Linked DNA regions of Homo sapiens: region 2 is linked to region 1. The links are chromatin contacts, found by Hi-C in ENCODE. All regions are on one chromosome and are shown on one strand. The core of a region is the stretch at or near the end of the contact, and the rest is flanking DNA. Distances in the headings are between cores, read along the strand shown.

The links. A loop is a pair of places that touch in the nucleus more often than their neighbours do. Pooled maps may share reads with other maps.
Region 2: a map of heart left ventricle shows a loop between it and region 1 (4-fold over the local background). The contact joins two enhancer-like sites. A Hi-C loop is called at or near these places in 5 of 168 maps with a recorded cell type or tissue (endothelial cell of umbilical vein, gastrocnemius medialis, heart left ventricle and 1 more) and 5 of 50 pooled maps.

The regions. Positions count from the first base shown.
Region 1 is chr1:81,410,609-81,417,215 of GRCh38, forward strand. It overlaps a transcript of ADGRL2 not described here. Among named protein-coding and RNA genes, the nearest start is that of ADGRL2, 390 kb to the right of the region's middle. RefSeq lists an enhancer at 3,876-4,170. Within about 2 kb of position 3,993, at least 4 of the 41 ENCODE cell types and tissues checked have a DNase peak (open chromatin) inside an H3K27ac peak, as active enhancers do.
Region 2 is chr1:81,474,952-81,481,558 of GRCh38, forward strand. It overlaps a transcript of ADGRL2 not described here. Among named protein-coding and RNA genes, the nearest start is that of ADGRL2, 320 kb to the right of the region's middle. Within about 2 kb of position 3,365, at least 3 of the 41 ENCODE cell types and tissues checked have a DNase peak (open chromatin) inside an H3K27ac peak, as active enhancers do.

The DNA.
Region 1 (6,607 bases), core at 2,743-5,242:
CCTGGCCTTAGCTGTAACAGTATTAGGTAATTGATATGTGGGAGAAAAGCAGAGATGTTTGAGAGAACAAAGATTTGTATAGTATTAGCACATGATATGTTGAATTTATTTAAAGCCAATCTGTACATAGAGCTCTGATGGGTTCGGTGCTCAGCCCTAAAACAATTGCAATTAAAAATAATTCCAGGAAAAGAGAAAAGCTCTAGTGCAATATCTGTTTGCTATAAATTATGAGTTTTTAAAAGTCACTTTGTATGTGTATTCCATCTGAGATTAGTGGTCTTTTAAAGCGTATATTAAGTGTACACAGAAAATTAATTTTATGTTAGCATGTTTAATGCTTACTCACTCAAACAGCATATTATCTTCCTGTATTTTAAGGACAAAAAATAGAAAGAGATTGTATCGGAAAATGTCTATACTTAGTTCCTTCTCCAGATGACCATTTTAGTTGCCACTATTACTGGCTCCAAAATGATTGGAGGAGTAATTCAAATTCAACCTATCACATTATCCAAGGGCATTCTATGAATAGCTGCAACCCAGAGCAAGTTCTGGCAAAGATGCAAAGGCAGCGTATGAAAGTCAGCAATAACATTCAGGAGTGTTTTCCAGAGTTGGCGAATGCAGATGAGAATATTTATATGTCATCTCTCAAACTATAGAAAGTATTTTGGGAAAGATATTTTTCACAAGCCTTAGATTAGCCATTATAACAATTTAAAGGAGGTTTTTTCTTTATTGGATGATGAAACAAACCTTTGGGTGATGCCAGTCACATTCACACATCATCCCATTTAATCCTTCCAGCAGCCCCATGAGGGAGATATTGGTGTCGTTAGCATCTGCATTTGTGATGAGAAACTGAGGCACAGGCATTAAGCAACTTGCTAATGACCTCAAAGTTAGAAGGTAGCAAAGACAGAATTTGAACTCAGGAATCTGAGTGAATTTCTAGAGGTTTTCCTCACTACTGGAAATAGTTTTAAAGTTTTAAGAAAGGGCCAGGAGCGGTGGCTCACGCCTGTAATCCCAGCACTTTGGGAGGCTGAGGTGGGCGGATCACAAGGTCAGGAGATCGAGACCACGGTGAAACCCCATCTCTACTAGAAATACAAACAATTAGCTGGGCACAGTGGCGGGCGCCTGTAGTCCCAGCTACTCGGGAAGCTGAGGCAGGAGAATGGCGTGAACCCGGGAGGAGGAGCTTGCAGTGAGCTGAGATCGCGCCACTGCACTCCAGCCTGGGCAACAAAGCGAGACTCCGTCTTAAAAAAAAAAAAAAAAAAGTTTTAAGAAAGGTGAATCCTCTTTGGTTTGGTTTCTGAATGTAGTAAGTCTCAGATTCTGATAGCTCTTAGACATCTCTTCAAAAAGGATCATCAGTAAGATCATTTTAACCAAGGGAAAAATACTATCCTACTTAATATGTATTGAGAAATTATTTCTACCAAATATACATAAGTTTTTCATGCATAAATTCACATAATACTCACTATAAGATATACAGTTACTATCCCCGGTTGAAGAAAGGGAAACTGATGCAGAGAAAAGTTGAGTAATTTCCCTTAGGTTAACAGGTAGACAGAATAAGAGCCAGGATTCAAGCCCAGGAAATCTGGTTCCAAAGGCAGTGCATGTAACCACCAAGCTTTATTGCCTCCACAAGTCATTATTAATTGAATCATTATATCATGTTATGTTTTAAGGAGTGGAGTTTTGTTAAATGATTTTGTGAATATAAATGAATACCAATAATTAAGGACACACTGCATATACCATGCTTTTTGTCTAGAATTATCTTTCCTCTTCACCATCTTCTCTTACAGTTCAACTTTAATGTTAGCTTCCCCAGATCCACCTCTCTAACTTAGAAGCCTTTCTATCTTCATAGTGTAGTGCTATCATGTCATGTATCACATAGTGTAGTAATGATATATTTAACTTTCTCTCCACTTGGACTCTAAGCTCGCTGGGGGAAGAGACTCCATCTTCTATGTCTTTCTATCACTAGTAATATTACTTGTTATGTAGCAGCCACCTAAAACACGTTGGATTTACAAGAGGATGAAAGAAGAAAATAATTGATAAATACTTGGTTGCAATAGATGGATAATTGGGTGAAGGATGTATAGATTTATTGATGGATGAATACATGGATGGATGGAAATATAAAAGAATAAGTGACATACACATAGGAAACATATGAGTCAGTCCAATGTGTGTGCCAGTTTTAAATAGACAGAGCTTCCTGGGTGTATTTCTAAAAAGAGGAACTTTGAAAAAAAATTCAGTCATTTTTCTACCTTATCTTTAATTACTATTCTTTTTTCTATTGTTTTATTTTAATGGCCATTAATGATGACTCAGTCAGCTGGTGATAAATTTGTTCTTGGATGTTTTCTCTACTTTTTTGTTATGCATATATCAAAGTTTTTGGCTTGATTTCACTCCTCTTAAGTAAAGGGGACTTTTATTCCTCTAATTACCTTCGAATTACCAGGAATGCACTGCATTCCTGACTCCCTGGATGTAGCCCTCCACCCACCTCAGCCGTTTGCCTATCAGGCGCTACTTGAAGGTTTGGCTTCTAGAACCCCTGCTAGATTTAGCAATGAAAGCAGCATAAATTCCTAAGCCTACCGTCAAGTGTGAATCCTCTACTTCAGAACAGATATATCATCCTGGCCCCAAAAAGAAACAGACCAAATAATATTTCCAATATTGTAATAAATTCATCCACTCCAAGTATTGTGTTGTATTTACTCACCAGGCAGAGCAGGAAAAAAAATGTTTTTGTCATTAATAACCAAAGTATCGTAAGAAAACATTAATTTCACTTAAAAAAAAAAGACATGGAAACTGTAGGCTACCATTACGGATGCCCTTATGATATAGCTTATAAATACAATATTCTATTAAGAATGTAATTGCTAGAGACATTGCTCCATGAAAGATGTGAGGTTGTTTACAAGAAAAAAATGTCATGTCCTCGTTCGAGAGTTGTTTTGGATGACTACTTATCAGGGTTTAAAAATATAAAGGCAAATAAAGATTGGTCTTTCTACTTGAGGTCAGTAGTTCACTGATTTTTGTCAAGAAAAAGAGTTTATTAGATTTCCTTTTACACTATCAGACAGCTTCTCATTTTTTATGTGATAGACTATGTAATTGTTTTTCACAGTGGTATGTTATCTATCTCTGTATATACACACATACACATACACATATATATTTACCCTCTGACACTGCATTTACTGTGGAAGTGTACCAAAAATCTATTTAAGATGCAAACATCAAAGAGGAAGGGGAAAAGGAGTCCTATTGCCACTCTGTGTAGATATCTGTGAAAGTCGCCTAAAGACCAATTGATCAAATACAAAAATCATCACAACTGCTAAAGGCTGCCAACATAATCATTTAAAGCAATGCAAAAGTAGATGCTGAAAAACGTGGGTTACCAAAGCATTCTTTACCTCTGGCTCCCCACTCTGTGCTGTATCATATTCTTGCAAGTCTCATTGGGATGCTTGGTAAACACACTTCACCTTTCTTTCTTCAGTTTCAGGGTAGAAAGGGTCCCTTTAACTCCTGAAGACAGTAAATCACAGTCTGTGTGGTGGTTCTCAGAAGACACTTAAAGGACTGAACTGGATGCTCTACATAGCACCCTTGCCAAAAGGGTTCGGAAATGACTTCCAGCTTCCCACAGTAATAAAATGGCACTGTTTGGCATCTTCGAGGTAATAAAAGTGAATTTTTTCCATTCTAGTAAATGAGAAGAGAGGCCTGGTTGTTTTAAAAACTGATTTAAATTCGTGTGTTTTCCTCACATTATAGAGCGTGATATGAGCACACTTAGGTGAACTTCAGACCATCTCAGAACATTACTATCAGCAGCTCTCTGGGGCAGAACAGGATGTGCTGGTGGGTGGTGCAAGGGAGGCTGGAAGGATGGCCAGGTGCCCTGGACACTGCCGCCGTGATACGATAGGTGGCGCTCTCCCCTCTGAGTCCATGTGAACGATCTCCGAACGTGCTCTTTGGAGGATATTACTTTGCTTGAAGGAAATGTCTTGGACGTTCATCAGTGTTTCTGGCACTGTTTAACAGCTGCTGAGTCTCATAGCAGACTCTGGCTGTATTTTGGTGATGGGAAAAGCTTTAGAAAACAGATTTCCTGTCTTTAAGGAGGAGGCTTATGTTAGGCATTATTGTCATTTGTATACAAGACTTTTTATAATTCGATTTCACTCTCCTCCCAGTTGCAAAGGAAAATCTTTTGTCATTCCTGTTTGACTCATAGGGTCTAGGAAGAAGTTTGATCATCTTCCGTTTCCCATCTGGTTATTCATAAGACACCTGCATCTCTGTGATTTCTCCTAGACTACACAATGCTACCAACTGACAACAGACGTTGTGTAAAGAAAGGCCACCTTTCAGAAAAGGAACCTGAACATTAAAAGCTTGTCAACCAAACACAAGGGATATAGCTTTTATTCCTTATTTCAACTGCACCAGAAGTGGAAATTATAACTCTTTTAAGCAGAAAAGACAAGATTGACACTTTTTACATAGAATCCAACCCACATTTGTCTTTGTTTATATGTTGCAATTAAAAGGCTATTATAAACAAATTAGTAGTATCACGGAAGAATTTTGAATGACTTGCTGATGTCAACTACTGCCAAATACCCTTATCTACTCACCACATTCTTAATTAAGAAACACCAGTGTGTGTGTGTCTTTGTTAAAATTACTCAATAGTGGCCTCAGTAGTTACAGACTAGTCCATTAATTTATTAAAGAAGTTCAAAAGATTATTACAAAAGAAGCAGGATGTAGACACACCCAGTTTAATAATAGTGGGGAAGAGAGGGGTCCCTAAAAAAAGATACGATAAGAGGAAAGGGAGATACCACTGCAGTTCATAATGATGGTTGGTAAAGAGTTGAGTACATGCTTTTAAGTTTGGACAGCTCGGTTCAACAAAGTAAGAATTAGCTGTAAATGCTAATGTCTTTGGCTTACAAATACTCCCTGCGAGTATGACCCAAATCAGAGCATCTGACTTCAGTGGGTGACCATCTGCGATAAAAAGGAGAATGTTTCCTTCTGGGCTAGTCCTGAAATACTAATAGAGGCAGCATTCCTGCACATACTAGGAAATCAATAAACACCTGCTGAATGGATGAATACATGAATAAACATTTGAAGAACAGTATCTCCTTTTCCTTTTTTTTTTTTTTTGAGACGGAGTCTTGCTCTGTCGCCCAGGCTGGAGTACAGTGGTGCGATCTCAGCTCACTGCAAGCTCGGCCTCCCGGGTTCATGCCATTCTCCTGCCTCAGCCTCCCGAGTAGCTGGGACTACAGGCGCCCGCCACCATGCCAGGCTAATTTTTTGTATTTTTAGTAGAGACCTTTAGTAACAGGGTTTCACCATGTTAGCCAGGATGGTCTCGATCTTGTGACCTCACGATCCGCCCACCTCGGCCTCCCAAAGTGCTGGGATTACAGGCGTGAGCCACTGTGCCTGGCCGGTCTCCTTTTCCTTATTGCTAAAACAGAAGTAATGTTACTTTCAGCAAATTTGTAAGGGTGAAAACAGTTACATTCTTGATCTTTAAAGTGCAATATATTTATCCCCCATATTTCTTTTTTTAAATATAGAAACTGTACTGTATATACCCTGAACAACCTTCTTGCAAAAAAAAAAAGAAAAGAAAAGAAAAGAAAAAACACAAAATTTAATGGCCAGCACATTCATCTCTACCTCTTACATTAACAGAGACTTGCTAAAGAGTTTTTATGGTTATACTTCAGCTTGTTCCCTGCGTGCTACCTCCTCTGTAACTTGACTTTAAATTATCTGTTTATCTTCTCATATTCCAAATATTATTGAATACATGTAGTAGATTAAATAATCAGTTTCCTTTGAATATCTTTAGCTGTGATTTCCTATTTTAACGTTCACATTTTGCATCCAAATGGTATTTGTCTTCATATAATTGATAAAATTCCATTTATTCATTCATCTAACATATATATTGGTTGAATGTCTATCATGTATAAGATAACCTACTAAATGTAGAAATTCACCAGAAAATACTCAACTTCTCTTCATTCCACAAATTCAGAGTTCCCTAATACTACGGGTTTACTTTAATTTGGTCAGTGGTGCCAAGTAGTCATATAGGTGAAATAGTTCCTTTAGAAGAGTGGTACTGAAAGTTGTCCATTCTTAAGAAGCATCTTTGATTATGTATGTAGTAAAACAGGTTCTGAAATTAATTATCTTAGAATTGGGCTCAGTAGACCTGGCATAGATCCCAAGAATTTACAGCATTTCTAACAAGTTTCCCAGGTAATTCTCAGGCACGTAGTTCTCAGAACGTGCTTAAGAATTACTGCCTTAAAATTTAAAGAAAATTTTATTTTCATGCCATGCTATATTCTATGTACAAAAAGCATCTTCCTTTACTTTATTATTTTTCTATAAAATACAATTTAAATTTTCCCGAATTACATTTTATAATTACAACAAAATCTGTTGCGACCCATGCAGACTACTATACAATTCTTTATCCCTTTAAATGGAGTAGAAA
Region 2 (6,607 bases), core at 2,115-4,614, 64 kb after region 1:
GTTCCTAACCTTTTCTAAGAAAACATTTTGATAGGTGGTATGTGACAACTGCGCTAGGAACCCAGGGCCTAAAAGCAGTCAGAGTCATCACAATTCGTTCCTTAGGCCCCCCAAGTCTTTAGCCTTCTATTTCCTTGGTTTCCTAGAGCTCATTGACATCAATTGTTGCACCTCAAAATCAACAATAAGGATAAAACACAATGCTAAACATCTAGTTTTGTTTTTTTAAAGAAAACTTGTATCTAAACACTTTCTGAAAATGACACTCATGGGCATAAGTCATTACTGCCTTTCAAAATATAGGATGGTGGTGATTATTTTATCTGAGTATGTGAACTTAGCTAAAAAGATGCATGCATAATCAGCTACTCCCCTGAGTACCATCTCAGTTTTTATTACTATTGTTTACGTCTTGACAACTCTTCCTCTTTCTCTGCTGTCTGACATCTTTGCTCAAAGGTATCTACTAGCCTTTAGGTGACATAGGTGAGCTCTTTCTCAAAAGATTTTTAAAGCATTTATGCAGATTTTAGAATAATTTGTGAAAAAGAATTAGGAATACCTATTTTACTATGTTACAATTTGACCAATGTTAGCCTAAGATGTGCCGTCATTTGATGGATGAGGGAAAAAGAATGCTAAAACCTTTAATAATTTTGTAAATGGGTTCATCTTTCCTAAAGAGAAAAGCAAAGATCTCTCATACTAAAAGGATTATTTGGGGGGAGGAGATGGACAGAGAAGTACAAAAGACAAGAAAAACTGTAAGTGATAAAGACTGGGACAAGTAGATGACAGAAAAGACACAAAGAGTAGGGATATCAAATTGCTGACAACTCAAGTGTCAACTTGGGTTAATAGTGCCCTTCCTGGAGGAGGATGTTCAGAAAAATTGTGAGGCTATTACAATCTGTGTAGGAAAGCTGTCATGAGTAGTTAGTTATCTCTGCCACGGGGGCAAGTAGCAGGAATAGGGCATAAGTGCCTTGTATTTCCATTTCTATGCCAGAAGGGAAAGTTCTCTGCTACAAGAAAACCAGTGAGTGTTCAGAGGAAGCAGTGCTTCCATAGGTGTCAGGGAATCCCAGCTACGTCAACATTGAGGAACCTACGTCTGAATTTATATTTTCCACTGAAGAGAAAAGCCTTCACACTAGACACTTAAATATATGGGTAGGAAAAAAAGAAAGAAAGAGAAAGAGCATAAGTGACAGAGAGAGAAAGAAAAAGAAAAAAAGGAAAGAAAGGGAAAGCAAAAAAGAATGAAACAAGGAAGGAAGAAAGTACAATCTTTTGATTAGATCACATCCTTTAGGTCTCCACTATTATACCTTAAAATACTGAGAGAACTTGACAATATGATTGGTGAGGTAGTCTAAGTAAAGCTGCAAAAATATCTAAGTAAAGCAGCAAAAATTGTGAGGAGTAGGAAATGTATCAGAAACTGGGTATGAGCCAAATATTATCCTAGTGCTCAAGAAGAAGAGAAAAAGATGGATTATATTTACCAAAGAAACAATGTCCCTTCTCCTTTCCAAAGTGAACACCTCCTCCACCTGTGCTTTTTCACCTCAAGCCCAGATCCTTCTTCTCTTCTCTTTCTACACAAATTTATTGAAACGTTGTGCCTGCTTACCTTCCATTTTCCTTCTCCCATTTTCCTGTCAATTCTTTTCAATGGATTCCATAGAAATCTCGCAAAGTTGCTATTTAAAGGATTCCTAAGTGTCCAATTTCTAGTACATCATTAAACATGTCCCATTACACCTTCTTTCAGATAACATTGTGCAGTTTAACCTGTGATATCCTGTGTTTTTTCTGCAGTCATTCTACCTTTTTCTCATTCTGGCTTCTCCTTCATTGACTATAGATATCCTCTCAGATTCTGTCCTCAGATTCGCCATTCCAAATGCTTATCTTAGAAATTTTATCAACATCCATCGATTAAACTGTATTTTTAAATCACCCACATTTACCTGCCTAGTCCAGGTACCCTAAATATTACTGGTTTTGCATTTCAGCTGCCCTGTGGAAATATCCATGGATGTCCCACACATAGCTCATTTCAACTTGCCCAAATAAAACTTATCCTCTCTGTTCACAGAACTACTTTTCGTTCTGTTCCTCAGATTGGTTGACCATTGCCACTAACCCACCCTGGAACCAATACTATGTACCCACCATGCACTGTGCTATGGTTTACATGTGTCATATCACATAATAGGCACACCAGCCCTCCAAGATGGATTATTATACCCATTTTACAGATGAGGAAATGGAGACAATAAGAGGTTAAGTAACTTGCCCAAAAGGCCAATAGGCTGTCATATCGTAAAGCCAGAATTACTCCTAACACCTGACTATCCTGACAGCCAATAATATTTTCATGCCAACCTGAAGAAAACATGTATAAATAAATAAGGAAATGTGGATTCATTCTGTTTCTACAGAAAACAGGGCTGGAGCAGTGAAGAGAAATTACATGAATATAGATTTCTGTCATTTTATCAAATAACTTCTTAAGAGACACAGCAAAGAAACAAGTTTCCTGGCAAAGTGACGGCTTCCAACACAGGACAGTTGCAAAAGGATCTTTTGGATAATGAGAAAATGTAGACTACACAGACTCCTAAAGTTCACAATATGCCCTGGCACTCCTGCAGTTTGTAGGATAGCTCTTCAGTAGTTAGTTTATTAATCCTGTAAAGAACAAAACAGATGCATGCAGCCATTTAGTAAATATACTGCATGTTAGAGAATCAATATATTTTTGTATTAAACAGTCTAAAGTCATGAAAACTTTGGTAACGAAAAGCTAGAATTTTAAATAAGAAGAAAGTGTTTTTTATTTTAGTGATTCAGCTGCTTCAGGTCGTGTTGTGTTCTCTGTTTTGAAAAGCAGCTACCACAGCTGCTGCAAACATTTTTGAATGATCCATCACTACGATGTCATTCTGGCTGCAGCGTCATCTTGTGTGGCTCAGGAAGGAAGAGGGGAGAAAAGTGTGAACGGAACAAATGGCACACTGTGTTCCAAAACTGAAGAGAGCATTTTTTGTATATTTGAGAGTAATTTTTTTGCATTGTTTATTTTTGGGGGTTTTCTTTAAACATACACTTTAATGTATTGTCTTTAAAAAAAAATACTGCTTTCAGAAAGAGTCTGTGCTCAACAGTTTGCATCCTGCGATAATTATTCCTTGGGGGAGTCGGTAAATAGGAGCAAGGGGCAGGAGGAGTCATTATCTCCAACTAAAACTACAGTGGGAACATCGGAGAGGTGAGGTATCAGATAAGAGATGCAGGAATCCATGCTCGGTTCCTGTGGCCGTACAGGCTGGGCGATATGCCCAGGGCTCTAGATGATTCTGCAGAGGCCACTGGCAGGTGCCTACAATGAGACTCTGTTCATCCACTTTAATTAGCACCTCATCACTTTCAGTTTGGTGTCACCCAGCTGGCTACAGCTAGACGACACCTCCAGCTTGAACTGGGCTCCATTCCATTTTCTTGGAGCTTATCGAGACATGTGGTGCTTGCTTTAAGTGCAGCTGGTGCTGGCACTTTCATTGTAAATTTAAATCTCTGTTTGGAAAAAGGTGATAAGAACAGTTTGTTTCAAGTCGCTGGTGTTTAAGCCTTAAGCAATTCCCAGCAAATACATTCAAGGCTCCTTCTGGTTTGATCGGCTACAATTTGTAGTCGTCTTATTAATAGTGGCAGTGTTCAGATTCTTCTTAATGCTATTCACATTAAGGAAGTCGCTACACTGCCTCACGATTTCTCTGTGGTTCAGAGTTTGTGCTGATTGCTTTTAGCATTTTTGGTGATGCTTGTTGATCAGTGTAAGTTATGAGAAAAATACTGGCATCTGCATGCATTTATTTGAGTTTTTTTTTTCTTGTTTCAATGGAACAAAAAATGAGATGCTTACTAGATGCATTCTGTTTCATTGCAGTTATTTCTCAATAACTCAGGGTGCTAATATCCAAGACTGCACAGTGAGCTACAAGTGAAAGCTTAATGATCTTCTGTTTTTCCATACAGTTATTGCACCATCAGTATTTAACTCATTTCTTTATAAAACATCTTATTATATATTGTGTTTGAAAGTATTGTGTAAAAATAATGTCTGTTAATGTATTTTGTAACCAATTTGTATATCTCTTGGTTTTTGTCCCCAAGATTGGCAAACTTGATTAAAATATTTTTTTCTTTTTTAAAAAATTTCTTCTTATAGGCTGGGTGTGGTGGCTCATGCCTGTAATCCCAGCACTTTGGGAGGCCGAGATGGGTGGATCACCTCAGGTCAGGAATTTGAGACCAGCTTGGCTAACATGGCAAAACCCTGTCTCTACTAAAAATACAAAAAAAAAAAAAAATTAGCTGGGTGTGGTGGCGGGCACCTGTAATCCCAGCTGCTCGGGAGGCTGAGGCAGGAGAATCACTTGAACCCAGGATGCAGAGGTTACAGTGAGCCAAGATCGCGCCATTGCACTCCAGAGTACAACAGAGTGAGACTCCGTCTGAAAAATAAAAAAAAAGAAATTTCTTCTTAAACGCCTTTAGATACTCTGTAGGCATCAGATACCCACATTTTGGAGATAAGGAATGAAAAACTGAAATTAAAATTACTTCCTTTTTATATAGTATTCTCAGCAACCTTACGAGAGACAGGGAAAACAACCTCAAATGGATGACTACAGTACTAAAAAGAATGTTGATTATTGCATCCTTCTAATTCCTTTCTCTTTCTCTCTTTCTGGAACTAACAAATAACCCCAGTGGAGGAAACATTTCCCATGTGATTTTACATCTGAGCGAATTTAACCAGGAAAGTCTTGTTTCTAAAGCTTAAATTTTGTGGAATTATTTCCTTATTGATAGTTTATGGGGTTTCCTAATTTAGATGTCTTCATTTGTTCTCTTAACTCAAAATCACACTTTTATTAGTAACATTTTAAGTCAAAATGATACCTTAAGTTGCAACCGAAGTTTTATGGACATTATCTAATATAGTTTTCATGAAAATTCTGATTTTTTGTAGGTAAGGAAACTTAATTTCAGACAAATTAAGTCATGGGCTGGTGTCACATAGCTGATGATAGAAGAGGGAGGTCTCAAGCCTAGTCTCTGTTATACAGCACAAGGCTGGAAACCAGCTAAAGATTCTTCAACCAGAATCTTCCTCCTAAGAAACAAGAAACAAGGGCAACTAGGAGGCTTTAGGCATTCGTTTCCAGCATTATTACCATTTTCCTTGGCCTGGTGGATGAACTTTTCAGAGACTGGTTTTATCATTTATAATAGACAAAATCATACTGAACTCATATGACTATTACTACAGCTAGATAAGGTAAAAAGTCAAGTATTTAGCACAGTAAATAATAGTTACCTTCATTTCTTCTTTATACCAAAAATATAGATGCCTAGTCTAGCATTACCAGATGAAACTGAAATATTCTTAGTTGGTCAGTTAAGAACTATATGATGTTTATTTTGACAGTTCGTCCTGAAGCAGAGTAATATTTCACATTATAAGTTTTAATTTCAGAACATATAGCATAAGCCCACCCTTTCTTTCTCTGTATAAGAAAGATGGAAAATATTTTTTAAATTATACAAGATATAGCTGACCATATTAGGGAAAGGAAGTATACATTTTAAAAATTTACTGATTTATAGTCATAATAGACAAATATTTATTTTCATATGAGCTAGCATTCACTTATATAACGACTAAGTGGTTTTTGAAAACTCATTGTATCCTAACAATGAGTTATCTGATGTCTAGTTTTCATTAAACCTGTTTTCCAGATAAGGAAACTGAAGTGCAAAAAGGCAAGGTCATCTAGTACAGGAATTTACCCCACTCAGCACCCACATTCAACCATATATGCTGTGTTAAAATAATTTAAATATTACTTGTTGTGACAATTTTATCAACTTAAATCTTACAGTTATGAAGAAATTCTCCTGAACGTCTGTATCCTTTAAGGGTTAGATCATAAGTATATTTCAGCATTTATGTCATTTATTTGTTAAAATTAGTCGTTATCAATAAAACTACTCATTGGAGTTGAAAATAAATACAAATTAAAGAAATTTAATTTGAACATTGGATAACAATAAAAATTGTTGTTCAGTGTTTTTCCATGATTTCCATCAGTGTCTAGTAACAATCCTTTTAAACATAATAAAAATAACCATAGATACTAGAAATTGTTTGTGAAAGTAATGGAGGAGCTAATTGAGATTTCTAAACTAAGAAGCCCCATAAACTATCAATAAGGAGATAATTCCGCAAAATTTAACTTTAGAAACAAGGCTTTCCCGGTCAAATTCACTCAGATGTAAAATCACATGGGGAATGTTTCCCCCACTTGGGTTATGCATTGATTCCAGAAAGACAGAAAGAAATTAGAAGGATGCAATAATCAACATTCTGTTTAGGACTGTAGTCATCCATCTGAGGTTGTTTCTCCTGTCCCTTGTAAGATTGCAGGGATGAGATGTGGCCCTCGGCGCAGAAGCTCCCAGGCAGGTGGGCAACTGCCTGGGGCAGGACCAGCTTCAGCTGTGAGCCTTGCTCTCCCTGATTTGGGGG